Linked DNA regions of Homo sapiens: region 2 is linked to region 1. The links are chromatin loops, found by intact Hi-C in ENCODE. Cell type or tissue: B cell. All regions are shown on one strand. Links, peaks and the distances in the headings refer to the core of each region. The heading gives the core; the rest is flanking DNA. Region 1 has its middle 280 kb from the start of LINC02100. Region 2 overlaps CDH18 (cadherin 18).

Region 1 (16,176 bases), core at 5,189-13,188:
TTCTCCTGCCTAACTGCCCTGGCCAGAACTTCCAACACTATGTTGAATAGGAGTGGTGAGAGAAGGCATCCCTGTCTTGTGCCAGTTTTCAAAGAGAATGCTTCCAGTTTTTGCCCATTCAGTATGATATTGGCTGTGGGTTTGTCACAGATAGCTCTTATTATTTTGAGATATGTCCCATCAATACCTAATTTATTGAGAGTTTTTAGCATGAAGGGCTGTTGAATTTTGTCAAAGGCCTTTTCTGCATCTATTGATAATCATGTGGTTTTTGTCTTTGGTTCTGTTTATATGCTGGATTACATTTATTGATTTGCATATGTTGAACCAGCCTTGCATCCCAGGGATGAAGCCCACTTGATCATGGTGGATAAGCTTTTTGATGTGCTGCTGGATTCGGTTTGCCAGTATTTTATTGAGGATTTTTGCATCGGTATTCATCAGGGATATTGGTCTAAACTTCTCTTTTTTGGTTGTGTCTCTGCCTGGCTTTGGTATCAGGATGATGCTGGCCTCATTAAATGAGTTAGGGAGGATTCCCTCTTTTTCTGTTGATTGGAATAGTTTCAGAAGGAATGGTACCAGTTCCTCCTTGTACCTCTGGTAGAATTCGGCTGTGAATCCATCTGGTCCTGGACTCTTTTTGGTTGGTAAGCTATTGATTATTGCCACAATTTCAGCTCCTGTTATTGGTCTATTCAGAGATTCAACTTCTTCCTGGTTTAGTCTTGGGAGAGTGTATGTGTCGAGGAATTTATCCATTTCTTCCAGATTTTCTAGTTTATTTGCATAGAGGTGTTTGTAGTATTCTCTGATGGTAGTTTGTATTTCTGTGGGATCGGTGGTGATATCCCCTTTATCATTTTTTATTGCGTCTATTTGATTCTTCTTTTTTTCTTTATTAGTCTTGCTAGCAGTCTATCAATTTTGTTGATCCTTTCAAAAAACCAGCTCCTGGATTCATTAATTTTTTGAAGGGTTTTTTGTGTCTCTATTTCCTTCAGTTCTGCTGTGATTTTAGTTATTTCTTGCCTTCTGCTAGCTTTTGAATGTGTTTCCTCTTGCTTTTCTAGTTCTTTTAATTGTGATGTTAGTGTGTCAATTTTGGATCTTTCCTGCTTTCTCTTGTGGGCATTTAGTGGTATAAATTTCCCTCTACACACTCCTTTGAATGTGTCCCAGAGATTCTGGTATGTTGTGTCTTTGTTCTCGTTGGTTTCAAAGAACATCTTTATTTCTGCCTTCATTTCGTTATGTACCCAGTAGTCATTCAGGAGCAGGTTGTTCAGTTTCCATGTAGTTGAGTGGTTTTGAGTGAGATTCTTAATCCTGAGTTCTAGTTTGATTGCACTGTGGTCTGAGAGATAGTTTGTTATAATTTCTGTTCTTTTACATTTGCTGAGGAGAGCTTTACTTCCAAGTATGTGGTCAATTTTGGAATAGGTGTGGTGTGGTGCTGAAAAAAATGTATATTCTGTTGATTTGGGGTGGAGAGTTCTGTAGATGTCTATTAGGTCTGCTTGGTGCAGAGCTGAGTTCAATTCCTGGGTATCCTTGTTGACTTTCTGTCTCGTTGATCTGTCTAATGTTGACAGTGGGGTGTTAAAGTCTCCCATTATTAATGTGTGGGAGTCTAAGTCTCTTTGTAGGTCACTCAGGACTTGCTTTATGAATGTGGGTGCTCCTGTATTGGATGCATATATATTTAGGATAGTTAGCTCTTCTTGTTGAATTGATCCCTTTACCATTTTGTAATGGCCTTCTTTGTCTCTTTTGATCTTTGTTGGTTTAAAGTCTGTTTTATCAGAGACTAGGATTGCAACCCCTGCCTTTTTTTGTTTTCCATTTGCTTGGTAGATCTTCCTCCATCCTTTTATTTTGAGCCTATGTGTGTCTCTGCACGTGAGATGGGTTTCCTGAATACAGCACACTGATGGGTCTTGACTCTTTATCCAATTTGCCAGTCTGTGTCTTTTAATTGGAGAATTTAGTCCATTTACATTTAAAGTTAATATTGTTATGTGTGAACTTGATCCTGTCATTATGATGTTAGCTGGTTATTTTGCTTGTTAGTTCATGCAGTTTCTTCCTAGTCTCAACGGTCTTTACATTTTGGCATGATTTTGCAGCGGCTGGTACCGGTTGTTCCTTTCCATGTTTAGAGCTTCCTTCAGGAGCTCTTTTAGGGCAGGCCTGGTGGTGACAAAATCTCTCAGCATTTGCTTGTCTGTAAAGTATTTTATTTCTCCTTCACTTATGAAGCTTAGTTTGGCTGGATATGAAATTCTGGGTTGAAAATTCTTTTCTTTAAGAATGTTGAATATTGGCCCCCACTCTCTTCTGGCTTGTAGGGTTTCTGCCGAGAGATCCGCTGTTAATCTGATGGGCTTCCCTTTGTGGGTAACCCGACCTTTCTCTCTGGCTGCCCTTAACATTTTTTCCTTCATTTCAACTTTGGTGAATCTGACAATTATGTGTCTTGGAGTTGCTCTTCTCGAGGAGTATCTTTGTGGCATTCTCTGTATTTCCTGAATCTGAATGTTGGCCTGCCTTGCTAGATTGGGGAAGTTCTCCTGGATAATATCTTGCAGAGTGTCTTCTAACTTGGTTCCATTCTCCCCGTCACTTTCAGGTACACCAATCAGACGTAGATTTGGTCTTTTCACATAGTCCCATATTTCTTGGAGGCTTTGCTCATTTCTTTTTATTCTTTTTTTCTCTAAACTTCCCTTCTCGCTTCATTTCATTCACTTCATCTTCCATCACTGATAACCTTTCTTCCAGTTGATTGCATCGGCACCTGAGGCTTCTGCGTTCTTTACGTAGTTCTTGAGCCTTGGTTTTCAGCTCCATTAGCTCCTTTAAGCACTTCTCTGTATTGGTTATTCTAGTTATACATTCTTCTAAACTTTTTTCAAAGTTTTCAACTTCTTTGCCTTTGGTTTGAATGTCCTCCCGTAGCTCAGAGTAATTTGATCGTCTGAAGCCTTCTTCTCTCAGCTTGTCAAAGTCATTCTCCATCCAGCTTTGTTCCGTTGCTGGTGAGGAACTGCATTCCTTTGGAGGAGGAGAGGCGCTCTGTTTTTTAGAGTTTCCAGTTTTTCTGCTCTGTTTTTTCCCCATCTTTGTGGTTTTATCTACTTTTGGTCTTTGATGATGGTGATGTACAGATGGGTTTTTGGTGTGGATGTCCTTTGTGTTTGTTAGTTTTCCTTCTAACAGACAGGACCCTCAGCTGCAGGTCTGCTGGAGTACCCGGCCATGTGAGGTGTCAGTCTGCCCCTGCTGGGGGGTGCCTCCCAGTTAGGCTGCTCGGGGGTCAGGGGTCAGGGACCCGCTTAGGAGGCAGTCTGCCTGTTCTCAGATCTCCAGCTGCATGCTGGGAGAACCACTGCTCTCTTCAAAGCTGTCAGACAGGGACATTTAAGTCTGCAGAGGTTACTGCTGTCTTTTTGTTTGTCTGTGCCTGCCCCCAGAGGTGGAGCCTACAGAGGCAGGCAGGCCTCCTTGAGCTGTGGTGGGCTCCACCCAGTTCCAGCTTCCTGGCTGCTTTGTTTACCTAAGCAAGCCTGGGCAATGGCGGGCGCCCCTCCCCCAGCCTCGCTGCCGCCTTGCAGTTTGATCTCAGACTGCTGTGCTAGCAATCAGTGAGACTCCATGGGCATAGGACCCTCGGATGCCATGTGCGGGATATAATCTCCTGGTGCACCGTTTTTTGAGCCTGTCAGAAAAGCGCAGTATTCGGGTGGGAGTGACCCTATTTTCCAGGTGCCGTCTGTCACCCCTTTCTTTGACTAGGAAAGGGAACTCCCTGACCCCTTGTGCTTCCCGAGTGAGGCAATGCCTCGCCCTGCTTCAGCTCGTGCACGGTGCGCGCACCCACTGACCTGCGCCCACTCTCTGGCACTCCCTAGTGAGATGAACCCGGTACCTCAGATGGAAATGCAGAAATCACCTGTCTTCTGCATCACTCATGCTGGGAGCTGTAGACCAGAGCTGTTCCTATTCGGCCATCTTGGCTCCTCCTCTGATGATGGATTCTTCTAGACTCAGATTCTTACAAAGGTCAGATGGATCATGTAAATGAATGGATGACGCAGTGATGCTTAAGGCAACTTAGAGTGCTGGAAATTAAGATCTAAAACATAACAGAGACTCTCATCAGCTTTGGATTTTTAAAATGTCATGAGTATTAGGGCCCTATTTTGCCAGGTATTTGAATTTTTCAAGACAAATTTGACATATTAATGTGTACATGATATACTGTAAATTACATGTTGGTAGTTAATTCAAACTAAACCAAACTACAAGGCAATAGAGTATATCTCTAGGTCAAGTAAAATCTGTTGGTTTGGGTCTTCTCTTGTAAGGAAAGATTGAAATTGGACTCCACAACGATGTGCCAGGAGATAATTTCAAGCCAAAAAATATGCAGTATGGCTAGACATGAAAAATTATACCAAACATTAGAGTTACTGAAAGATTAGAAAAGACAGAATAATGTCAAGAAAATACAAAATGCAATTAGAGGGCAGTTGTGGTGGCTCATGCCTGTAATTCTAGCACTTTTGAAGGCTGAGGCAGGTGGATTGCTTGAGCCCAGGAGTTCAAGACCAGCCTCAGCAATCTGGTGAAACCCTGTCTGCACTAAAAATACAAAATTTAGGTGGGCACAATGGTGCACACCTATAATTCCAGTTACTTGGGAGGCCAAGGCACAAGAATCCCTTTAACCCAGGAGGCAGAGGTTGCAGTGAGCCAAGATCACACCACTGCACTCCAGCCTGGATGACAGAGTGAGACTTGGTCTCAAAAAAAAAAAAAAGCAGTTGGAGAGAAAAGAGCCAAATCATTCAAGTTACTTTAGGCTACAATGAGAAATGTTTTAAATTAATCATAAACATTGCATTGCATCTTAAAAAAATCTTTATGATATATTCATGAGAATCGATATTTACATCAATTGACATTTATGGGTGAAAACAATATATAATATAAATATTTTTAAATGTATTCACCCAAAATAAATCAAAACTTGTATTTATCCAATAAAGTAAATTATTATAAATTGGTATATAATTAACTAAGTATAATTCAGATGATATAAAACATAGATATAATTTATAAACATTTAAGTTTAGATTATATCGGTGTCTAGAAAGTGTTTGAAATTATTATTTTTGTCTTCCTCACAAACATGATCATCACTAGCAACAAATGCATAACACATACAGGACAAATTAAAATTTAAAATAACGTGTTTTAAATCACTTGATTTTTCAATTCATAGTAAAGAATTACTTTTTATGCCACTTTTCAATTATTACTTACAATTTTTTTAAATTAGTCCATATGAAATTAGCAGATTGACAATTTTCAAAGGGAGAATATATTTATTGTTCTTATTTGAAAACTCAGCACTTAAGACAATAAAAAGGCTTTAAACAATTTCATTTCCAACTTCCAATGCATCGGTAAACTTAAAAACATTCACTATTTCCTCAGAGTAATCACTGTTGAAATGATACTACTACTTCAATATATTTCTTGATTTCCTTAAAATATATTAATTATTCTCATTTCTTCTTTACAATCAGTTGATTATTATTCTGTTCAAAAAGCCGGTCTTTGGTTTTACTTCTAAATTCTAGTGGTTATTTATTTTTTGAGTTTGTTATAGCAGATTACTTCCAACTTTCATCTTTGTTGATCCCTGCTTTATTTATAATATTGTTTACTATCATATATTACTTATTTTAATTTCTTAGTTCTTTTAGTGTCTAGCTTAATAATAAAAGTATGCTTTCACAAATAAAATTTTCTCAATAGTATAATTTTTTTCTTTGAGTACAGCTTTGAATATTTTAGGTCTTGTGAAATTGTTATTGTTGTTAACAGATAAATTGTTTGTTTTTAGTTAAAGTTTGATGTACTTTTGGGTCCAATATGTGTTTTGCAGGCTTGGGACAAATATATAGTTGAATACGTTTACTTTTTGTTTGTTTTATTGCTCTTCTAGTTTGTATTAATTATTACCTTGTTTAACTGTAAAGTCACATAATGTGGTCTGTGAGACACTTTTTAAGCATTGATTAAGATTTTGTGGTACATGGAAGATTAATTGCTTTTATTGTTCCATGATAAAAAGTTAAGTCTTGTTATATGATTTTAAGTATATTCACGCACCCACACACACACACACGTACATTTATGTCCCATGAGGATATAGAAAATCAGTCAGACCTTTTCTCTCTTTCTAGAGGTTACAGTCTACTTGTTGGATAACTTTGCAGTCAGCTCATAGTTAAGAACCTAATAGATAACACTTATACAGTTCTATAACCTATTATTATATCTGCTTATAAAGTTCTCTAATCTATTTTTTTTAGCAACTCCCACTTTACACCAAGGTTCAGACAGTTCAGTAAAACATTTCAGGTGACAAAGGGTGGGTTGTATATTAGGAAATAGGCATTGTTCTCTTAAGTTTGGACAAGTATTTGAGTATAAGCAGTGACATTTGCTTCCAAATAGATATTAAATTAAATATCTTCTGAGTCTGTGCTGTTGAAAAAAAATTGTTTTATTGAATTGGGAATTGGTGTATTAATTTCCAGTCCAGGGCAATTAAATTTGACCATGTACAATTGTAACTCTACCCTCTGTCTCCAAACCCTATCTCTGATTTAACCCTTGTTAAGGATGCAACTCTATTGCTGCTACTACAACAGCAATCTCTACTGCTATGACAGCAGCTACAACTACCATTATTACTACACACACACACACACACACACACACACACAATAGTTTTGGCTTAAAATTGATTGGAATAACTTTTTCTTTTCATTTTGATCATTGTTTTTATGATAAGCAATCTAAAACTACTTTGCTATTTACCTCAATTAGAGAAATTATCTTTTTAATGCTGTAAATGTAATAGTTTGAGTCGGTGCTACCACTTCATTAGCTTTTTTGATACCATATAATAATATAATCATGGCAGAAAAACTCAGCGATAATGTATTTGAAGTTATGCAAATAAATTAACTAAAGCATTTGTTAAAGCGTGTGTGTGGGTAAATTTCTAGAATTAGTGGATTTTGTTATATTGGTAGTAGTATTCAGCTGTCTGTGAAAAAAGGGTAATAAATGTGACCTTGTATACATGTTCCAAAGCTCTAGTTTTGTTTTTTTTTTGTTTGTTTTTAGACAGAGTCTTGCTCTGTCGCCCAGGCTGGAGTGCAGCGGCGCGATCTCGGCTCACTGCAAGCTCCACCTCCCGGGTTCACGCCATTCTCCTGCCTCAGCCTCCCGAGTAGTGGGGACTACAGGCGCCCGCGACCACGCCCGGCTAATTTTTTGTGTTTTTAGTAGAGACGGGGTTTAACCATGTTAACTAGGATGGTGTCAATCTCCTGACCTTGTGATCCACCTGCCTTGGCCTCCCAAAGTGCTGTGATTACAGGTGTGAGCCACTGCGCCTGGCCACCAAAGCTCTAGTCTTATTAAAACCTGTATATAAGATTGGCTTTGTAATGTGTCTGTTCTCAGTTTTACTTCCATCCTTGTTTAGTCATCTCAATACTTTCCACACTCCTTGAATTTGCCTGTTGTCTTGATTTTGAAACAGGTATGCTAACATTGATGTAGAGAGTTTTACTATATAGTTCTGTTCCAGAGATAGAAACCTACTCAAGGCCTCCTACTCTGTGCCATGCAGATTTATACTCTCAGATCCCAAGTGTAGTTTGCTAACAGTCATTCCACCGTGATCTTTTTTCCAACCACAATTGCTGAGGTCTTGGTTGAGCAAAAAAGGATCACTGCTGTTATTAATTTGTAGTTGTGTTATGTTTTACTTGTCCACTCCTCTAAGAGAGATGTTGACAAAAATCTAAAGTTGGCCTCTGGCATCTGACACTTTAAGAATTATATGGCTGGCCGGGCGTGGTGGCTCACGCCTGTAATCCCAGCACTTTGGGAGGCCAATGCGGGCAGATCACGAGGTCAGGAGTTCGAGACCAGCCTGGCCAACATGGTGAAACCCCGTCTCTACTAAAAATACAAAAACTTAGCTGGGCGTAGTGGCAGCTCCTGTAATCCCAGCTACTCGGGAGGCTGAAGCAGGAGAGTCACTTGAACCCGGGAGGCAGAGGTTGCAGTGAGCTGAGATCGCACCACTGCACTCCAGCCCTGGTGACAGAGTAAGACTCTGTCTAAATCAATCAATCAAAGAATTATATGGCTAAGGTCTGCACTTGAAATGATGCCACTCACAGTACAATTACTATCAGAGATAATGACATAGTTTTTATGACTCTGTATACACACGCAAACACACACACACACGCACACACCTGGGTGTGAATTCTGACTTCTGCTTGCTACTTATTTTGTTAGGTGTTAGACATGAAAAAATATAGTTATTTGGCCAAGGCCATAAAGTCTGTAAGTGGTAGAGCCAAGTTTCACACCCAATTATGGTGGTCCCCAAGTCTTTGCTCTTTGTTTGAAAACACACTGCTTTACTCTAATTTTATGTTGTTTACTTTCCTTCTGCTGAATCCATCTAATAGTTTCCAAATGGCATTATAATAAACTCCAAAATATTTAACAAAGCCCACAAGACCCCATATGCTTCTTTCTGGATCTAGTTCCCTGGTCTCATTGCATAAATTCCTCCCCATCACTTTCTCTGCTCAGCCACATTGGATTGCATTCTGTTTTTTGAGTGTTCCACACTTTTGCCTGTGTCAGAAGATTTGCACGTGCAGTTTCTTTGAGAATTATTTGTCTCTCAGCAGGGTTTTCTGTCCTAGCTCAACCTTTTAAACTCTTACCTTATGATAATTCATCTTTCAAGTCTCAGTGAAACTTGCCAGAAGGCATTGTTTGTTCCTGTCCTGGCTGTGGGCTCACCACTTTTACATGCTTGTGTGATAAATGATTCACCTTCATTTAATATTGTGGATATATGCCTAACACTTAGGTGAGTCTTAGTATATTTCTTTAATTCTAAGAAAAACACTTCTTTTACATTTAAGATACATGGAATTAGACTACTATTTACAACTGGTGTGCACCTGTACAGAGGGAGTTGGTTTAATGATAGTGGTGGCAATTATTTTCCTAAAATGCGATGATCAAATAGTCCTGTCTTATATTTTGAGAGATTTTAGAGTTAAAAGAAAAACCTGCAGTGATATTTTGCAAATAGCACTAAGCAGTCTTCATATATCTTATGAGCTTGTTATCAGCACTATAGAACCTCAGTAAATGAAGAAACTGTAGTCAGGTTGGATGGTGCTAAATACATAACTCGGTGGGAGAATGAACGAATAAATACATCAAGTCCTTTATGCGACTGAACCACCCCTCTGTGACTATTAGCTTGTGCTTGCATACGTCACATAATTCTTGTCGCAGTGCCTTTTACCTCCTCAAATGTCAGTGTCCCTGGTCTTGATGGGGTTTTTATTTGCTAATCTGACCCTCTTATGCTTAGTAGCTCTTAGAAGCCTTCTTTCAAGTCGTCCTGTGGAAGCCTTCTACTGCCCTCTGCTGGCAGCAAATAATGGTTGGGATTAGTTGAGATTCCAGTACTGTCTCAGGACTATTGGGGAAAAAACAAAACAAAGCAAGAAGATACCACCCAGCCAGTCACAGCACTGAAAATATTGTGTCTGATCAGGAAAGAAAGCACTGTATATGTCATATGATTTATTAGTTCTATGTTGCTTCTCTTTCTTTGAACAAATACATTTGTACCCTGCACCGACTTAGAGTACAATTTGCACCGACTTAGAGTACAATTAGCGTATACAAGAAGCAAGAAATGGACGCCATTTCAAGAGTGCAGAGTGAACAGCCTGTCTTTCACTTTTGCCTATGCTATCTCTGTGAAATAAAGCTTCTGAACAACGTACTAAAAGTAAGGGAACATTTTACTCTAAGTTTCAATCTGTGTCACAATCTTTTGGTCTAATATACTCTGTCAGAAATTACACATAATTCAGTAAATCTGCTTGATAGAGCAATAAGTAAACGTAGCCGGTGTTTCCATGAGATGGTGGGGTTCCTGCTCTGCTGACTGAACGTGTCCTGTTTTGCCGCCCATATGTTCTGCATTGCCAACCACATGGACTATGTTCCTGAGATATGCCCTGTAATCTACAATGGTCCTTCTGTCCCCAAGCTAATGTGAAGAATAATACATTGATTATGCTGGTCAATTTCACTCTTCTGCCACTCTTCTTTCCATATACAATATTGGGTGGTGGCACACAATTGTTTTCTAATTCTTTTCGATTTGCCTAGATTTTCTAAATTTTCTGTAGCAAAGAGTCTTACATTTGTGGTCAGAAGAAAATATAAATTCTATAACAAAACATGTTTATTCTAAAAGTAAACACAATTAATTAATTAATTGAAACCCATGTGAAGCTGGAAAGGTGGACACCTGCTCTGCCAGGTATGTCCTCACTATGACACTAATGAAAGCCTCAGTTTTTTTTTTTTTTTTTTCAGTTTTTAAATGGGGATGATTTAGTATCCCTAACCTTATGAGAATGATGGGAGGCCATGTCTATCTTCCTTATGTTTGTAAAATTTAGCTTCAAAGTTGCATACAGATAAATGTCCACTTTTTGATTAATAGTTGTAGGAATTATGAAAAATGCATAGGGTTGTATAATTACCACCAGAATAAAGATACAGAGCAGTTTCATTGCCCTCTGGAATTTTTTATTATTATCCCTTTATAGTCGTCTCCCGAACCCAGCCTTACCTCTGGCAACAATCGATCTGTTTTTGTCCTAAGTAGCTGCCCCTTTTCCAGAATGCCATATGAATAAAATTATGAAGTATGAATCTAGCATTTTTTTATTTAGAATGATGCATTGGAAATTTATACATGTAGTTGTATACATCAATCTTTACTTTCTTTTTATTACCAAGCAGCATTTCAGTGTACGAATGTACTATACGTTGTATATCCATTCACAAGGTTGTTTTCAGTTGTTGATGATTATGAACAACCTTGCTATAAATAACTATTGCAGGCTTTGTGTGAACATAAGTTTCTATTTCCTTTGTCTGAATACCTAGGAGTAGGATGAGTTGTTCATGTAAATGCACTTTTAAGTCTATAATTTATTGTGAAAGGCTTTATCAAAGTGTATAGTAGCATTTTGTGTTTTCATAAGAAATATGAGTTTTGATTGCTCCATATCCTTGTCAGTACTTACTATCATCACACATAAAAATACATTGTTCCTGCTGGGTGCGGTGGCTCACACCTGTAATCCCAGCACTTTGGGAGGCCAAGGCAGGTCAATCACCTGAGGTCAGGAGTTAAGAGGCCAGCCTGGCCAACATGGTGAAACCCATTTCTACTAAAAATACAAAAATTAGTCATGCATGATGGTGCATGCCTGTAATCCCAGCTACTTGGGGGCTGAGGTAAGAGAATCACTTGAGCTTGGGAAGTGGAGATTGCAGTGACCCGAGATCGTATCACTGCAATCTCCACTGGCGAGAGAGTGAGACTTCATCTCAAAAACAACAACGACACATACATTGTTCTGGCCATTCTAGTAGGTGTATAATGACATCACATTACAGTTTTGATTACTATTTTCCTACTTACCAATGATGATACAAATTTCATGTGCTTATTTGCCATCTTTATATTTTCTTAGGTATAGTGTCTATTTAAATTTTTGGTCCAATATTTATGGATTGTTTGTTTTCTAATTGTTGGGTTTTGATTTTTTTATATATTTGGATACACATACTTGTCTTTTTGTACTTAGAGTTGTTTTTGCATAGCAAAAGTTCTTCATAATCATAGAAGTCCATTTAATAATGTGGTCTTTGGGATTGTGCTTTGGGTATCTTAGATAACTTTGCTAAAAAAACTCACAAGAGTTTTTACCAATTTTTCTTCTAAAAGTTTTACACTTTTACGTTCTACATGTTGCTTCATAATGCATTTCTTTTTTCATTTTTATTTTTTTTGTGGATATGTAGTAGGTATATATATTTATGGAGTATATGAGATGCTTTGATACCGTCATGCAACCTGAAATAAACACATCATGGAGAACTGGGTATCTGTCCCCTCAAACATTTATCCTTTGAGTTACAAACACTCCAGTTACATTCTTCATGTTATTTTAAAATGTTATTTAAGATATAAGGGTGATGCAATAGTAATTGTGGTTTTTGCCGTTACTTTCAGCAGGAAAAGCACAATTACTTTAGCACCAACATAATATTATTGGCTATAGTGACCCTGTTGTGCTATCAAATAGTAGATCTTATTTATTCTTCCTATTTTTTGTATCCATTAACCATCCCTACCTCCCCCACCCCAGATCCCCGCTACCCTTCCTAGCCTCTGGTAACCATCCTCCTACTCTCTATGCCCGTTATTTCAATTGTGTTGATTTTTGGACCCCACAAATAAGTGAGAACATGCAGTGTTTGTCTTTCTGTGCCTGGCTTATTTGACTTAGCGTAATGATATCCAATTCTATCCATGTTACTTCAGATAACTGGATCTCATTCTTTTTTATGGCTGAATAATACAAAATTGTGTATACGTACCACATTTAATTGATCTATTCATCTGTCGATGGACGCTTAGATTGCTTCCAAATCTTAGCTATTGTGAGCAGTGGTGCAACAAACAGTGCAGCTATCCCTTCGATATACTGATTTGCTTTCTTTTGGGGACATACCCAGAAGTGGGATGGCTGGATCACATGCTAGCTCAGTTTCCAGTTTTTTGAGGAAGCTCCAAACTGTTCTCCATAGTGACTGTACTAATCAACATGCCCACCAAGAGTGTACAAGGGTTCCCTTTTCTCCATATTCTCACCAGCATTTTTTATTGCCTGTTTTTTGGATATAAGCCATTTTAAATGGTGTGAGATAACATCTCATTATAGCCTTGATTTGCATTTATCTGATGAGGGTGATATATTTTCAAGTAATTATCATATAAATTGTGAAGTGTGCATCAACTTTCATATTTTTGATATTTGTACAAACATCACAGTCCATTTTTGAATGCAGTGGTCTATTCATTGAATTTTCTTTTCATATTTGTCAAAAATTAACTGATCATCTTTGTTTGGATCTATTTCCAGGCCCTCTATTCTGTCATATTTACCTGTGACTTGATAATTGTAGCATTATTGTAGGTTTTCAAATCAGAAAATATGAGTCCTGAAAATGTGCACTTCCTTTATTCTGAGGATTGTATTCCCTTTGCTTTTCCATATACATTTTAGAAACAGCTTATCAATATCTGCAAAATATCCTACTGAGATTTGATTAGGGTTGTGTATAGAATTGTGCATAGACCATATAGACAATAGTGTGCTGTCTGTATCTCTTGTTATTTTGTTTAATTGATAGCTCTAGAACTTGAGAGATGCGTAACTAGTCTTTACAATTCAAATTGAAGTTAGTATGCTGTGCTCTTTGTGCCACCCTGTGCACATGCTATTTAGGGGTTAGTATTGGATTTGGACAATGGCTATCAGGGATCAGCATTTTTTCTGGGTAAAGGACTATATAATATCTTAGGTTTTGTGACTCACATATGGTCCATGTTGCATATTAATTGTCTGTTTGCAAACTTGCTGGATTGCTTGCTTGTTTTACAGCCTTTTAAAAAATGTAGAAAACATTATTAGCTTATGAGCTGTACAAGTTTGTCCATGGGCTGGATAATTCTGTGGGATGTCGTATTTTAAACATGGTTCATAGAATACTTAGCTCTCAAGCCTTTGCAATGCTTCTTTGAGGCTGTTGTGTGAATGGCAAGTTCAAGAGTAAGTCTGAGATTCTTATGGGTTCACACACAAAATTGCAGGATCAAAGGATCAAGTTTTCCTCTCACCAGTGTTTCCTTGACAACCTCCAGAAGCCAAGGGCCACTTACTTTGATTTCTTTAGTTCAAAACAAAGATTTCTCTGAGTCTTAATTCCTTTACATCCACTTCATTGCAAATTTCCAGAGGATTGTAGTTTTACTCTGAGCAAAGTAGCAAGAGAAAAGAGGGAGAAAAATAGCAGGACTCTTCCCACACGTTTTGGACAATATAGACTCCTCTACCTGGTCCTTCTGGCCAGAGATGCAGTTGTTCTGTATCAGGTGTTAGCTGTCTGCAGCAAGACTTTAGCAGTGCAGTTTAATAAATGACGTTGTCCTTGGAGTAGGACAGGGAGAAAAAAACATTTTACCCTAAACTCTCCAGCTTATTGTTTAAATTGCAGTTTTTGTTGTGCACATATACTTCAAAGTTCCTTGAGTTTAGCCATACTTAGGAGACACATGATGGGAAAAAATGGGAAATTCACCAGCATGCAGGTCTTTCTTCAGTTTTCACTTTTTGTCCCAGTCTGCTTGCTGTTATTAGCTTTCCAGAATCCAGGTTTCTTGTTGCGAAGAGTAGGACTAATAGGCTGGAGTGAGCTTGCTCCATTTTTGCTGACAATAGAACTCTCTGTATACATTTTTGAGGTCTTTTTTTAGATGTTTCTTATGTGTGATTTGTATGCTTACATCTTGAAGATTCTTTCATTTTGAAATATGAAGACCGACATGAGAGAGAGAACTGAATTGACTAAATATCTTGGGAACCATGTATTTTATCAGGATATATATATATATATATATATGACTCACAACTCCAAAATGGACCTAATATTAAGCTTTTTATTAAAAACTTAACTTTATAAAAAATATATATAGACAAAAGAAAATTGCCAAAAGTTCTGGCACTATTTTGGAGCCATAAATCATAACTGTAAGGAAATGGAAGATAATTTAAAACTGAATTTTGTCACATCTACTAGGAAAAAATGATCCTCGGATCATATGCATTTAAAAAACACACACATCCTTTCCCATTTGATTCCACAGAACACAACAAAACTGGAAGTCGATCATGAAAAACGATGACACCCAAAAATATGGTACTGTAGTTTCAATAGTTTTTGCATTGTCACCCTAAGAAATGGGACCATGGCACACACATTCATCAATAGAAGAAATTTTTTCTGGTATCAGACTGAATGCAGCATGAATAAATATAACTGTCAGATATCAGGAAGGCTATGGAATGTTAACTCATAAAACTGTCAACATGAGCAACACTTTATGAAAACATATATCTCAACATTTTACAGCACACTATTTCTACAATATTTAACAGATAACAGAGGATTTCTACAATCTTTGTGGTTGACATTTTCAAATGTTTGTTTATAGAATCACAGATTTAAATGTATCTTCATTACATGTAATTGGATAATCACATGGTTCGTTAATACAGACAAGGAGGAACAGTTCAACAATCAACGTAAATATTAAGATATACACAAAGATACAAGGCCTTGGAACATGTAAAGGAAAATGGGCACTCATGGTGCATACGAAATGACAATCTTAATTACACAAGGAAAAATAATGCAGGTGCATTTATTTATGTAGTCACACACAAAAAAAACCTTTGGCCTATGGAATAAATAACATGAAGAGAAATAGAAATTTAGACAGTGCCAGAGTAGCCTTCCTGAGAATTCACACATCTCTTGAGGTCTAAAAATGAGTTGCTTTCAGTAGAAAACTGATGTCTCCCTCCATGTTTTGGAATACTCTTTGGTCACTAACACTTTGAAGTTATTATGTTCGTTTTATAATTAGAGAAAAAAAATCTGGAATGAGAAGTGGGTACAATAAAATTCAAACTATGTAATTCTAATATGGGTCTTTAAATAACAATGAAATACAAACTTATTCTATTAAATTTCTCTATAAAATAAAATTATCTTTCTTGGGGTAGACTATGAAAAACTGACAACATTCTTCAAATTACAAATGAAAGAAAGGAATTCATTCATTAAATATTTATTGAGCTTGTATTATTGTGTCTAGTAAGAAGTCAGTCATTGTTGTCTTAAAATGGTTTATTGCCTTTATAAAAATATAAATATGCAATAATTCCTTAATGGCCAGACTAATTGTCTATGTTATAAAGTGAGATTGCATAGAAAACAGACCTAATGTGCTTAAGCCTGTATCTCTGCATGAAGTGATTGGAAGGAACCAGAATGTTGTTGTCATTTGCCTTTGGCAAGGTATTATGAATAAGAAAT
Region 2 (16,176 bases), core at 4,136-12,135, 1.1 Mb before region 1:
ATAGTAGTGTTTTAATATATTTAAAATTATATGACTCTAAATATAGTTGTCTCAACAACACGTATTCCAAGTGTTTTTGTGACATTCATATTAAATACCCTTTCTCTAATAGTAACTGTGACTAAAAAAATCTACATAAAGCATCTCATCTTTTGAACTCATTTAAACCATCAAAGCAAAAACCAAAAAAAAGCAGAATAAGATAAAAATATGCCAATGAATAAATAAGCATCATATGTCTATATGATAATATTTCTCATATGGGTTTGCAATTTGAGCACACAAATTTTTTATAAGCCACATGAATAAGCTATTTTGGGAAATCATACTTAACTAAATCTAGAAATGAAATATAACTTGTATAGGATATTTAAATGTTTTTAGTTATCTTTCTAATTTTCTTGATTAATAGTATCCCATAAATAGCATAGATAATCTCAATACTCCCCATAGAGTGTAAGTTTCCTGATGCTAAAATTCTTTATAACTATTCATTAATTACAGGAAGTCGTGTTCTATGTGTTGACTAAACAGCAATTATTTGGAGGTCAGGTTCATTTTCCTTCACTTGCTTATCCTCTAAATACAACATATACCTGAACTCATGAAATATGCTTACAATGGACCATAGCTGAAATATTCCATTTGTGAGTTATGTTTGTTTCTCTATATGTCATGCACTCCATTTCTGGAGAGAGACAGTGAGAGGAAGAGAGGCAGAAAGAGAGGAAGGCAAGAGGACATGGTAGGTACACAATATATAGTATGATTTAATGGTCTTAGCAATTGATCTAGAAAACCAAACATAACTGGTTTTCCTTTGGGGTAAATCAAACTACTATGGAGAGCTTTCAAAACAAGAATTTTGGAAGCCAGGAAATTTAGCAGGGATTGTCTAGGCAATTTCTTAATCCGTATGACGTTGGTTTGGAATACTGGGTAAAGCATCCATCTGACATATCAACTTGTGTGGAGGTTCAAGGATGGGTCCAGGGAAGTTCAAGGATGGGTGCAGTGAGATGCCTAGTGCCTTAGTAGGAACAGCTAGGAGACTAGGCCCAGCTGGATGCCTCACTTTCTCCATGTGATTGCAGAGCCTCTCTACATGGTGTCATTAACAATCTAGCTAGATCACTTACCAGAAAGCTCACAGGCTAAAGAGATCAAGGCAGCAGCTTCTAAACCCCTCAAGAACAGAGCAAAAACTGCTAATGTCACTTTCATTGTACTGCCTTGATTAAAGCAGTCACAGGCCAGCACAAATTTAAGGAGAAGGCAAATAGACCCAGATGACTGATGGGACTATTGTCAAAGAATTTATAGGAGGCTTCGTTAATCCCTCAAGCCAAGATCATTTTCTCTAAATGGTAGCGATAGTAGCATTGATAGTTGGTTCTCTACAGAGAGAAGATCCTAAGGGCTAATGGCCACTTGAAACAAGATGGACCTTATTTTTCCAGTTCTCACTCTTTTTTCTGTTATACAAAAGACTGTATCCTGAGCAGTTGGCATCAGAACTTTCAGTAACCCGAGTTTACTTACCATGTTTCTGCCATCTCTTGAAGGAAATTCCCTACAATGCGGACCTTTGATTCCAATGCTGTTAGAATCTAACCTGGCCAGGAGAGGCTGCTTCTGAAATCACATTGCCAAGGTACAGACATCCTTTCAAAGTCTATTTGAGGGTCTGTTGGCCAACAGTAGAGAAATATTTGAAGCAGGATCCCATAGCTGTTTCTTTCTTATTTTTTCATCCAGAAACAACAATTATTAAGACAAATGTGTGAATGATTTCATGAATGCACACATGGCAACAGAATTCTATATGCTCCATCAACTCTGGAAAGCAGAAGGATGTGACTAAGAGCACAAAAAATAATGTCCCATTCAATATATAGTTACTGGCTGCATTATTTACTGTTTTATTTTATTTTGTTTTTTAATTGTGGTAATGGCACTTAATGAGAACTACCTTTTAAACAATTTTTAAGTGTCCGATACAGTATCATTAACTGTAGGCACAGTGTTGTACAGCCTTTAGAACTTATTCATCTTGCACATCTAAATCTTTATACACATTAAACAGCAACAACTCATTTCCCTCTCACTCAGCCCCTGGAAAACCACCATTTATTCTATTCTTGACACTGTGAGTTTGACATTTTCAGATTCCTCATATAAGTAAGATCATGCAGTATTTGTTCTGTTACTGGCTTATTTTACATTACATAATGTCTTTGAGGTTCATGCAGCAGTGAACATAGGAGTGCAGGTATCTCTATGAGATCCCGATTATAATTCTATTGGATGTGGACAACAGGTATATAAAAAGATAATCAACAACACTAGTCATCAGAAGAATATAAATCCAAACCACAAGGAGATATCACCTCATACTAGCTAGGATGGCTATCATCAAAAAACAAGACAGGTGTTGATGAGGTTGGAGAGCCATACTGTTGGTGGGAATGAAACGGCATAGGAATTCAACACAATATTAAGAAATAGAACTGCCTTATGATCCAGAAACATCAATTTCTACATCCAAAAAAAAAAAAAAAACCTGGGTTCTTGTTTAGGCTAAACCACAGGGCTTCTGACTATGTGCAATGAGTTTCATATCAAGAGGGAGTGGCAAATTACACCTCTTTAAGCAGAAAAGTGATACTTTCCTGTGCTATCTAATGATATTTACTCACAGGTAAACCTATTGTGAAAGTCTACAGTTTAATTTTCTTTTTTGCCATATTTAGATAGTCTCTTACCCATGATAGTTCATCTTACCATTTTTCAGCTCTGTAATGGGTTTATTATGATGCAACTCCATCGTAAGTCAAGGAGCATCTGTTATGCTCTTAGTAAATTATCTAAATTTGTTAGTAAATTCCATTTTGCTGAATGGAGTAGTTGTGCTGAAGGTTTGGCAATCTGGAGAAGAGTAGCCCTTTGCAGAATCCCTGGGCAGCCCTATGATTTTATCAGTATGATTATTAAATATATCAGCAAGAAAGACAGAGCTTTTGAAAACACAGATCACATTGAATACTAATAACAGAAATAAAATGCAAGCAAAAATAAAAAAAAGCATTCTAAGTTTGAAACATCTTTAGTGATGTATTAAAATAACTACATCTGCCTGATGTATATTTTCAAATTCTTAGATAGTGACCACTTTTATGATCATGTCCCCCCTCTCTCATTCTGCTTCTTCATTTCCTCCTTATTCTCCTCCTCTTTATTTCTCTTTTCTCTCTATCTCTCCCTCTCAAAATACACCAACTCTGTCCTATAAACTCTGCAAGTTACAAGGGCTAAATTCCTTGAGCTAATGCCACTGTGGCATGAAGATTTTTGTGTCAGGAAATCCCGGGTATGATTTCAAATTTTCCAGATTGGTAATCTTGTGATCTGAGAGGAGTTATTGACATTTCGAGCTTTTCTTTTCACATTCTAATAGAGTGTGTGGAAATAAATACACGACGTATATACCCTAAAGGAATTCCCTTAAGGAATTCTTAATTCACATTCTCTACAGAAAACATGTGAATTATCCTTCCTTTTCTCCTCAGCAGAAATAAACTACTTCACCATCAATTTTCATGGTAGGAAGAGAAAAAACATATAGAGAAGTATTGAATCTTCCTACTAAAGCATAAAAATGTCTACCTCTATGAATTTATGATTGCTAATTCCATGAGTCATAGCTTGCAGCTAAGTAGCTTGTGTTTTAGGAGAAATTTTAAGATGCCAGTGTCTCATATAATTTCTTATATATTTTTCTTTATAAGTAAAATAAAATCTGAGGTTTTAATCCATCAAGCTTGCAGCTAAGTAGCTTGTGTTTTAGAAGAAATTTTAAGATGCCAGTGTCTAATATAATTTCATATATATTTTTCTTTATAAGTAAAATAAAATCTGAGGTTTTAATCCATCACCCACTGGAAGCTTGGAGTCACAAATGTGCTAAATTTACCAGTAGAGATAGAGACAACCATACCCTGGCTAAACCGCAGCCGTAACAGTGACTGACAAATAGGGAAGTTTGGTCAATCTTGACTTTCCACAAGGGCAGCAGTAGAATTATTTAAACTTTCAGCCACTTGAGAAACAAAATATTGAATGTTTGTAAAAATTAAAATTAACCTTTAAATGTAAGGTGTATTTTAATCACTGAGTACCTAATCTCTGCCATTGTCTCACTAACACTTTCCACTGAAGCTAAATTTGTGCACTGTCCAATATTGCCATGCATATTCCAGACCCCAAGCCTGGGTTCATGTCAAGTGCCCTTTCCATGAATACCCTGCTTTCTCCATGCAATTCACAGCCTACAAACATGGCCTTCCCCCACAGGTACTCTTCATTCATATGCTTCCATTGTGATCACTATGGTCTCTGAAGTCTGTGTTTTGTGTTTATTAAAATGTTTTCTGTATTACTGTACAGATTTGCATATCTGTTTCCATATCATTGAACATTCTAATCATAGCATTTCAACTTCGTAAGTTGTATCTTATATGTGTTTATATCCCACATTTTATACAGAGTAGAAACACATTCAGCACACTTCGAATTGCCAATGATGAATGAAGAAAACAGATTTCTGGATTATGCTGCTGATGGATATGCATCCGTTAAATGTCTGATTATTTTTGTTTTCTATACAGACAAGAATTTATGGAAGATGCATTATCTTCATAAAATCGTTTGGGAAAATTCAGAATGTGTAATATATATAGCATATAATATACTAAATATTAAAATACTTAAATATAAATTGTGTAGATAACATAAAGAATTTTATAGGTACCTAAATCACCATAATCAGGCAGTTGAAGAGAAGACTTACTGCTGCCAAGATGTTTAGTGCCTTCATTTAGAAAATGGTTAATGAAACTTTTACATATATCGAAATCTCTTAGTACTCATATTAATTTGCATAAGCAGATCCTCCAATGAAATATGAGAACCTTAAGGCCAGGTACCATATGTGGGTAAATAGATAGATATTTCAAATTTGTACATTCACAAGAATCTCTGGGGCAACTTGTCACAAAACTTATGCCTGGGACCCACTGCCCTGGATTCTAATTCAGTAGGTCGAAGATGTGAGTAGATTTGCACGATAATGAGCACTTTACATGATTTAGTTATTAAGTGGTCCACATGTCCCATTGGAGAAACACTGGGAGTCCTACCCATTTTCTGTAAAATAATAGATGTTAAATGAATAAATGAAAAACTGAACAAATTAAGAAAAAGAACCAAAAGTAGGCCAGGCACGGTGGCTCGTGCCTGTAATCCCAGCACTTCGGGAGGCCAAAGTGGGTGGATCATTTGAGGCCAGGTGTTCAAGACCAGCCTGGCCAACATGGTGAAACCCCAATTCTACTAAAAGTACAAAAAATAGCTGGGCATGGTGGTGCATGCCTGTAGTCCCAGCTACTCAGGAAGCGAACGCAGGGGAATCACTTGAACCCGAGAGGCAGAGGTTGCAGTGAGCAGATATCGCACCTCTGCACTCCAGTCTGGGTGACAGAGTGAGGCTCTGTCTCAAAAAAAAAAAAGAAAGAAAAATAAGCAGAAGTACACATGTGTAGTTTAGACATAGAAGGAACCTTACCACTTTCTCTCATAAATATGTGTGTCTACCTTGGAGGTTTTTGTAAGAATTTAAATGTGCAGGCTTGTTTATTTGTTCTAGCCCGTTAGGCATTTTTATTTTGCAGTCTTCTGTGGTATTATCTAATAAACAAAATGTGTACAACATTTTCATCTTGGATTCTTTTTAGTGGGTAAAAATGCAAGAAAACATTTTGGAGGATCTACTGCTATATGAATATTATTAGTCAGGAGGCATAAACATATGGTAGGCTAGTGACTCAAGCTCAACAAGTAATGTTTATAATCACAGATGCATTTTCAATGTTATGAACTTGTGTACAGCAGAGAGTAATTCCCAATTACAAGCCCCTACATATCAAGGTGATTGGAAAACAGTAGTCAGAGGTAATTTGCAGGCAATCGGGCACCTACAATTGTTTACCAGGGAAGTAATAAGAAACAAAACAAAATGATACACAGGTAATCACATCTTGTTGATTCAACCCAGCATCACAAGAGAATAAGAGGCAACAATTCAAGTTAAAATTTTTGAAGTAAACATTGCCAGTGAAGCCTTTCCAACAAACATTTAGAATATGCCGTAACCATTTACCTAGGATGTATTGAAAAGAGAAGCATTTTATTTTTAAACAAATGCACAATGCAGTAATTTATGGAAATTAATTTTGCTGCTCTGTATTTTTGGCTTTAAAAATGTACTAAATGGAAAGGCTACACAGTGTTCCCTTAGTAAGATTTTATCAAAGACAAGGGTAAATTATTTTGCAAATACTGGATACATGGATACATGACAGAAATGGCCAACCAAACAAATAAAACATACTTTCTTACTTGGACTATGTCTATATAGTTTATTCTATCTTTATCCATTGGCTTACCTTTTACAATTGAGAAAAATGCACATCATTTTGTATATTATGTGCCTATTTGATCCCTATACATATACATTTGTTGGCATGACATGATGAAGATAAAATGTGAAGAAATGCATGGAAACATAATGGCAGGACTTTGCCTTTTTAATTGTTGCCTATTCAGCAACATATGGTCTTGAACCACTTGCACACAAATCAAACTGAATATTTGTGTCCGACCTCCCTAGAGTTCATAAGTTGAATTCCTAACCCCAAATATGATGGTATTTGGAGATGAGGCCTTTGGAATGTAGTTAGGCTTAGATTAGGTCATTTCATGATGAAAATAGTGGCTCAAAAAAATTTAAAAAAGGAGATTCCCCATCCTCCTCTCAGTGCTTGCAAAGAAGAAAGCCCATGTGAGGACATGGTAAGACGGTGGCCATCTGCAAACCAGGAAGAGACACCTCACCAGGAATAAAATCATCTGGTACCTCGATCTTGGACTTTCTAGCTTCTGGAAGTGTGAGAAATAAATCTCTGTTTTTAAAACCACCCAGCCTATGGTATTTTGTTCTGGCAGCCTGAAGAGATTAACGCAATAGTCTGTTGGAGATGTGTGTAAGCCAGTCCCACTTCAGATTACTAAATCAAAATTTCTGGGGACTGAAATATGAGCAATTTGATCATTGAGGAAACTTCAGGATAATTGTAAACACAAGTTTGAAAACCAATAACAATATTCTAAAAGTTAGAATGACAAAATAATTGATCATCCAAACTGCCACACTGTTTAAAATGAAAAGGAGCATTGCAATAGTTAAGCTAGGACAAGGTAATCTGAAAATTTCCTGAGAAAATCATTGCATATGATCATTTTGCCTGTATAGCTTCACATTTAACCAATTTTTTTAATTAAAACGATCATTCTGCTTGATGTTTTCACTATGTTCAAATGTAGCTTCGTGCATAAAATTTGGGTGGGGGGGAATCAATGTATGTATCTGTGTGGTGAGGATGTAGGCGTGTGTTTACTCATAATATATATTTTATTCGGTTAAAAAAAAGACAGCTATTATGCTAAGCATTGTGAGAATGGAACGTAGGCTGTGAATTACTCTTGAATTTAATTTAAAAATTTTTTATCACAATATTGGTAAGATATAAATGTTTGCCATTTTCCCCTAACTTATTTCAACACTGTTCACAATTTCAGATAAATTCATTATACAATCCAGAAACCACACTTATTTGTGTTTACCCAAATGAGTTGAAAATTTGTGTTTATACAAAAACCCATATGTAGATGTTTATGCAGTTTTCTTTCTAATCACTGAAACTTGGAAGCAAGTAGATGCCCTTCAGTAAGTGAGTAAATAAATAAATTGTGGTCCATGCAGATAATGGAATATTAGTCAGAGTTAAAAGGAAATGAGCTACCACACTGTGAAAAGACATGAAGAAATCTTAAATGCATATGACTAAGTAAAAGAAATCAATCTGAAAGGCTAACTGTATGATTCCAATTGCATAACATTTGAAATAGGCAAAACTATGGAGACAGTAAAAAGATTCGTGGTTGCCAGGGGTTGAGGGAGGGGAGGGATAGAGAAGAGACAATTTTTAGAGCAGTGAAACTATTCTTTTTGATACTATGAAGTAGTTTAATGTTGCCATAGTTGTCAAAACCCATACCATATACAACACCAAGTGTGAACCCTGTTGTAAAATCTGGACTTCGGAGAGTAATGATGTGTCAATGTAGGCTCATCAATAGTATCAAATGTACCATTCTGGTATGGAATACTGTTAGTGGGGAGGCTGTGCTCATGGAGGAAGTAAAGGGTATATGGGAATTCTTTGTACTTTCTGCTCAATTTTACAGTGAAAGGACCTAAAATTGCTCTAAATATAGTCTATTTAAAAGGAGAAATAAGAAGTTACTGTGTATCAGTTGTACTTTAAGTGATCCCAGAAAATGCGTCTGGGTTCCAGGTTAGAAAGTGATCATCTTTTACTGAAATCATGTTGCTATGGCAATTTGGCTGTAACACTTTCTGATTATCTATATGTCTCTAGGAGGGGTCATAGCTAAGCACATGCAGCTGGGCCATCCTGAAGAGAGCGTTATGATTTTTTTTTTTTTTCTTTTTTGAGATGGAGTCTCCCTCTGTCACCGGGCTGGAGTGTAGTGGCGCAATCTTGGCTCACTGCAACCTCCACCTCCTAAGTTCAAGCAATTCTCTTGTCTCAGCCTCCTGAGTAGCTGGGACTACAGGCTCGTGCCACCACGCCCAGCTAATTTTTTGTATTTTTAGTAGAGACGGGGTTTCACCATGTTAGCCAGGATGGTCTGAATCTTCTGACCTCGTGATCTGCCTGCCTAGGCCTCTCAAAGTGCTGGGATTATAGGCCTGAGCCGCCGCGCCCAGCCAAGAGTTGTGATTTTAAATTAATCCCGAGACAATCCTTTCAGAGAAGTATGTGTCCGTTTTGGATATGGTCTTTTCTATCCATGAGCAAATTTGGCTGGCAAATTTCTTCCCATTTCATCCTGGAAGTGGTTGTAGATATGTGTCATTCACTTCATAATACTTAGTTTTACCTTTACATATCTATTTTGCAAAACTCACTAATGATTTTATTGTAAACCTTTATCTTTGATAATAATCTCATATTTCTCCCCACCAAAGACAAGTCCTATTTATAATTAATTCTCCTTAGGAAAGACAGCTTTACTTTTTTCAAGTGGTAGAAAATATAAATTTCTTTCATAAGTTCTTTGCTTGTTCATTTCTGTATCAATTCAATTCCTACTAATGTAATTATCGTAAGATAAAACATTGTTTTTTTAATAAGGGTGCTTGAGGCTTTTTCATATGCATGAGTTAGATGAATCATTTATTATAATATTATTATAATTTATTTTGATAAGAATAATTTTCATTTCTATTTAGCTTCAGGAAAATTTTTCTGAATTCCCTCAATTATATGTTCACAATATGTGAAAGTTATGGGATCTTCTTTTCTGATACCTGAGGCTCTCCTCTCAAAGTCATTATTACTTAGCCAATCAATTCAGAAAAAAAAGAAAATAGTGATTTACTTTTTTATATTCAAAATATGACAAAACAAGTCATTGAATACTCCTTTCTGCTTTTAAAGGCTATTTTTAACATAAATATATAACTCCTTCTCATAAATTAAGATATTGTCTGTAAAAGTATTTGGTAAAGCCTATAGGTAACAGTTATAATTGACAACTTCTTAAGAATTGTACTGTAACTAATCAAGTGCGAGTTTGATTGAAAGTCATTGGTGTATTTATTAAAGATGACATGCTTCAAATATTTTTAATGAAAATACATTTATGAAAAAATGACTTATGTTTGAAGGATCAAATATGTTTATATTTTATAATTATATGCATATATAGATGGACATATAAATACATATATACACATAGATATACAGATATTTATACACATGTTTATAATCTATCTCATGGACATGAGGACAATATTCTATGTTATGGCATAGTTAATATACCCTGAGTAAACTTTATCCTCCAGAATATGCGTTTTTAACTTTAAAACGTAAGACTCTATTAACAGAGCTATTAAATTTATGTATGTAGAGGTGGGTGTTTATGTATGCGTAATCACAGATGGGTATTTAATATTTTTCATTTCTTTATTCAATCCAAGGGTTCATCATGCAAAAATGTTAAACGTCCCTCTTTGCACTACTAAGATAAAAAATGTGATTTTTTACAGATGATTTATAGAATAAACCTTATCAGTTTCTTTATTTTGCCTAAATACTTAGATCTAGTTCTCCTTAAAGTTGTTTTCTAACAAAAATAGTGAGTTTCTTAGTCTTTGATACGTGTTAATATGCCTCCTGCCTATAATCTCTGTTTAAGTGTCCAAACTCCTCAAATGTTTTCCATCATTAAACATTGATAACTCTGCCAGGAAGCTATGTAAATTGTTCTATAAAGATGAAAATTAGCCTCTGCTTAAATCAATATGACCACCTTAGTTGAAACTTCTGAGGAGCTCAAATTGTAAAATGTTCAGCACACTAGCACTAGGAATAGGGTGGCAGGACTACCCTTGAGGGACCATGTACTTATTATTATTATTATTTTTTTAGTTGGAGTCTCACTCTGTCGCCCAGGCTGGAGTGCAGTGGCGTGATCTCCGCTCACTGCAACCTCCGTCTTCTGGGTTCAAGCGATTCTCCTGCCTAGCCTCATGAGTAGCTGGGATTACAGGCATGCGCCACCACGCCCAGCCAATTTTTTTTTTTTTAATTTTTAGTAGAGACGGGGTTTCACCATACTGGTCAAGCTGGTCTCAAACTCCTGACCTTGTGATCCACCCGCCTTGGCCTCCCAAAGTGCTGGGATTACAGGCGTGAGCCACCGCATCCGGCCGAGGGACCATCTACTTTAAGGAATGCAGAGAGATAGACATCTTAATTTACTTAATAGGATGTTTGGGGCATGGGATAAGTAAATTTTTCAAAGAGACAGTATTCATGCATTGGTAAGATATTGTTTTTCTCAGACGTGTGACTTTATCCCAAAAATATGCTATTTTAAAAGACATTTCTTAAAATATGTATGTGTATGTTTGTTGATACTTGCTTATTATATAGCTCATACTGTTTATTAAAATATATCTATTACAGGAGTTATTAGAACGGCCTTACATAACATGGACAGAGAAGCCAGAGAACATTACTCCGTAGTCATTCAAGCCAAAGACATGGCTGGGCAAGTTGGAGGGCTTTCAGGATCTACAACAGTCAACATCACCTTAACCGATGTCAATGACAACCCACCACGCTTTCCTCAAAGTACGTATTTGTTTTCCATGATTTGAATTTATCATTATCTCTTTATGTAAAGTAAAATGAAATACTTGAACAGTGTTATGTTACTGTTTTCTTAAGTGGAATTGTTCTGTTTTTGTACTATATGATCACCCTTCTTCATGTAAGACTCATGAAATCACTCCAGCTATTGTCTTCTGAACCTAGGAAATAATTGGGAATGTGTTCAGAGTTGGAGTTTCATTTGGCATCAAGTTAAATATTAAAAATGATGTGGTGGTACTAAAAAATGGCATCTTGCCTTTGGCGAAGTATCTGTATATTCTTAAAGTATTCATGGAGATGTTGAAAAGGTATTTTGATGTGAACATTCTTTTCATGCAACATTATTCCATACATTCTGTGACTGAATTTTTTAAAAAAATTCTTCATGTTATGAATAAATGCTGTATACAAATGCATGCATGTATGCACACACACACACACACACACACACACACACACACACGCATCATCCAAAAGCAAGTTGAAGTTAATATGATAAGATGAGGTCTCAGAGTAAAATATAAGACTTGAAAACAGAAAGCATAATTCAGTAGGCAATTTTGGGGGGAGAGGAGAAATATGAATCCTGTGGGTTTGGAGGGAGATGGTGTTTATGACATGTTCTGAATGTAAAGGATATAATTATAATATATTTGAGTTTTTAAAAATGGAAGATACTATAGATAACATTTTATACGACAGTCACTAATAATCACAAATATCCTACAGAGGAGTTGTCTCTTATGTTCCTCTTACAAATGATGTCTAAAAACTGTCATAAATTAGATCCTTTGGTACGTCATACAGGCTCTTCTCAAATCAGCGCGAAATGCCTTTCTCAACTTTATCTCTTGTCTCTTAATAGCATTTGCAGTACACCTCAGGCCTAGACACTGTGGAATACTGCCTCCTCCTAAAATATAATAACACTTTGTACGTCCTTACTTCAACTAAAATTTTTCCTTATTCACGGCCCTTTGTTAAAATCCCTGCTACAAGTTTCTCTGAAGTTCCTGTTGCAGAATTAGAACAGTTTTGCAATTAATTCCTGTTGCAGAATTACTCACTCTTTTTTCCCTCTTGCACAGCACTTTTGCATGCTTGTTCGTGTTATACTAATTTTCCCTCTTGCACAGCACTTTTGCATGCTTGTTCATGTTATACTAATTTCTGCAGGTACATAGATCCCCTTGCACAGCACTTTTGCGTGCTTGTTCATGTTATACTAATTTCTGCAGGTACATAGATCCCCTTCCACTTATGAGATCCTCTAGGAAGACGCTTAATTGTTTTGCGAACTTAGGTGTTCAGCCCAGTGAGGGCCCAGCATTTGATAAATGATTCTTAGTGAGTAAATTAGTTGAATTTAAATACTCTGTCAAACCATCATTATTAAAAGATTATTATTAAATACATGCAAATCATAGTCATAGTTAAATAAAAATCATTTTAAAATGTTGATGCCAGAGATAAGATAATGTTACCTGGTGCATTCATGTGGCGTTTGCTCTATGAAGAAAGTATATATCATAGGTAAGTCCATATTTTATTGAGCCATAAAATATAATTAAATTTTAAACCATTTTGCAGATTAGGATGAACTTTTGTATCAATGTTATCACTTAGTTCAACAATGTGCATATACATGAGGTAAATGTTATTATTTCATAGATTGGTACAATTGAAGTTGAAGATAAAGATAATAAGCGATAATTCAGACTCAACAGAATATACTCTTTATTATAATTTAGGATACCAACTTGCCTATCTTGTTTTCAAATAGATTCTACCACCACTATTTTAAAGATGTACATTCATATTGTAGCCTTAATAGACAGAAAACTCAGGTTGTAAATCATAGGATTCAGTAAATGCTAGTTTGTAGTAAATATAGCATCTCCCACTCTCTCTTTTTCTCCATTTCTTCCTAAAATAATTATTAAAATTACAGGTTTATTAAGATTGACTTTGCAGATGTACAGAAAATTTTAATTGTGATGGATATAAGGAATATTATTCATATAGATGAATATAGATATATAATAAAGAGATATTTGTTCCTAATTTTATTATGTTGATCAATAATAGTGTCATTGTTGAAGCATCAGTGTACAGTGAAAATAATCACTTTACCTGACAAAACAGAATAAGTGTATACTCTCTGAGTTAACTCATTGTGTCTAATGAATTCTATGTTTCTTCAGTCAGTAACATTCTGGCAGAATGACTGACAGATGTAAATCCTGCTGCATTTCAAGGTGTTCTTAGAGTTTTGAAAAGGAGGCACTACACAATCAGAAGTTTACACTTGGGGTTTCTTAAAAGATACTTTATTTCGCACTCCATTTGAACAAAACAATTCTGCTTTTGCAACAGTTTGGTGTCACCATGACAAAAGTAGCTTGTAGTAAAGTGCTCTTTAATTTATCCATAAATTGCAGCTTATTAAACAGCTATGTACCTAGTGGGGAAGTATTGTAAACTGCTTGGAGAAAAGAAATAATATAAGGACTTGTATTCACAAAATACCATGACATGCGCAAGTCTATACACAGCTCAAATTCTATAAAGTTCATATCCTGTCATCAAATGGATCCAGTAGTTGAATTGTTTCTCTTAATGTGAGGTTTTTACAGTTGCCCTTTCTACTTCTTTCTCTCATCACCTGTCTGAGACAGTTATATTTCTTACAATTGACACTTGAATAAACATCCCTAACTACAAATTTTGCAAAAATATTCTCTCAAAGTGTTTTTTCCTCCATGCTTAATCTACCATGCTTGAGAAAGTGAGTAGGCTAGTTATATTGCATGGTAATTAGTTATCCCTTTATCTTGAAGTAAATAGGCTTTGAGTAAGTGTTAGAGAGGTAGTAAATTAGAGCTAGTAATTTGCTTTACAATGTCTCTACTCTAGAGAGTTACAAACTCAGTAGCTTAGGATACAAGTCAGATAAATGTCTTGGAGGAAACAGGCTGCTTGTCAGTATCAGGAATGTGAAAAAGGAGCATAGAGACTGGATAATGCATGCCCAACTACAAGGGTAGCTACTATTTAATTCAAATTGATGCCTACCTCTGGGCTACATGGTGTTGGAAAAGGAGCCACTCAAACAAAACAAAGCAAAACAAAAGGACTCATAGTGAAAGAAAACAAATCAGCCCATCTATGGCTTGAAATTCTACTCAAAGTACACAAACGATGTGTACTTCTCCTTCTAGAGAAAATCATCCATCTAAAGATATAAAATTCCCTAGTGTGTGTTCTTTCATTAAAGGTAATCTATTTTATTCTGCCATTTCCTATTCTAGTTTTTAAAAACTTTATTCTGGGTTATGGTTGTTGCATAACTTATTCTTGGATAGGTTAAAAAGTCACTGACATTTATTTATTCTGCACAAACCATATGCATATAAAATTCAATACCTTACATGAAAGTTTACAAAACAAACCTTCTATATCCTAAATGGAAGGAATTATATTGTTGTATTGAGGATTGCTCTTGTAAGATAAGTCATCTAGTAACAGAAAGAAGCATAACACATGCCAAATAATCACAATGAATCAACCTTTAGGGCTTGATCCTCCAATATTACATTGCACCAACTGCAGCCACAAGTGAGCTTCAGTTTTTGGAAATTTGCTATCATTATGTTAGCTTAATCTAACATAACTTTCTCCAGAACTTAAATGATAGTAAATTGCCAAGAACGTAAACTCACTTGTGACTGCAGTTGGTTTAGTGCCATGTAATATTGGAGGATCAAGCTCTAAAAATTCAATAGATGGCAGTATTTCCCATAAAGTTAGTAAACATCACAATTGTTTAACTGGTTTGGGTAATTTCTAAAGTTAATGAGAAAGAAAATATTGCTGAAGATATTGGCATTGATTTTTTTTGGGGGGGGAGCTGTTGTTTTTATTATTTTCATTGTTATGGGTACAAATATGAATTTATATAATATTTTCATCATTAAAATTTTGTTTGAAACAAATTAAAAGAAAAAGAAAACAAAGCTTCTCCCTTGACCCATCAAAATATGCAGGATTTTTTTTAATTATCAAAGAATTGAGGTCTTTCTAGTGTCTTTTGAAAATGATATCTGGGTCATTTTATTATAGTTGTAGGCATATATTTTGAAACGTTTTGAGCATTTCTTTAAAATGACAGTATATATTTGATTTTGATAACTGTTCCTACTCACTTTGAAATAAGATAAATTCTGCAGCTGCATGTTTAGTATTCTACATATGTAAATTTCATTCAAGTTTATTCCTTGTACCATTCCAATTTTCTATATCCTTATAGAATTTTTGCTCGTCTGTTATTGAGAGAGATGTTAAAGTCTTCCAAGATGATACTAGATGTTTCCATTTCTCTTTTTTCCTCTGTTTAATTTTTCTTAGATGCAGTTTTAAACCATGCTATTGGATGCACACAGATCGAAGGCTTTGATATCTTTCTCTTGATTAAAATTGTTTTATTGTGAAATATATGTCTATAGTTCTAATAATACTCCATACCTTAAAGTCTAATTTGTCTCCTATAGCTATTCCAGAGGTTTCTTTTTTTTCTTCATTTCTTTTTGGTTATGGTTTGTGTGGTATAATGTTTTCTATAATTGTACTTTCAAACTTTATTGTTCTTAATTTTTTATTCTTAATTTATAAATGTTTCTTGTGACCACTTAGCTAATATTTTTGTTGTTGTTTAGTTTAAAATGACATTATAATTTCTCTTGCTTTTGTTGATTTACTACACTTATAAGTATCTTAATTACTGATATAGTTTCATTTAGGTATATCATTT

Evidence for each region. Hi-C counts contacts between places; a loop is a spot of excess contacts. Peaks named below come from ENCODE experiments on the same cell type or tissue, not always from the same donor. Only the 100,000 strongest peaks of a DNase experiment are listed, where the experiment ranks them.
Region 2: a loop joins it to region 1, with 4 times the contacts of the local background. A loop is called at or near these places in 13 of 110 quality-filtered maps.

What each region holds. Positions count from the first base shown.
Region 1 is chr5:18,459,669-18,475,844 of GRCh38, reverse strand. No RefSeq gene overlaps it. Among named protein-coding and RNA genes, the nearest start is that of LINC02100, 280 kb to the left of the region's middle. In B cell, for the core only: CTCF peaks have their summits at 9,351 and 9,554 (motif pointing left); a DNase peak (open chromatin) is centred at 9,554.
Region 2 is chr5:19,607,603-19,623,778 of GRCh38, reverse strand. CDH18 (cadherin 18) reads left to right here. Exons shown (of 13, transcript NM_004934.5): 6 at 11,178-11,345. Among named protein-coding and RNA genes, the nearest start is that of CDH18, 370 kb to the left of the region's middle. In B cell, for the core only: no CTCF peak of the experiment used is centred there; no DNase peak of the experiment used is centred there.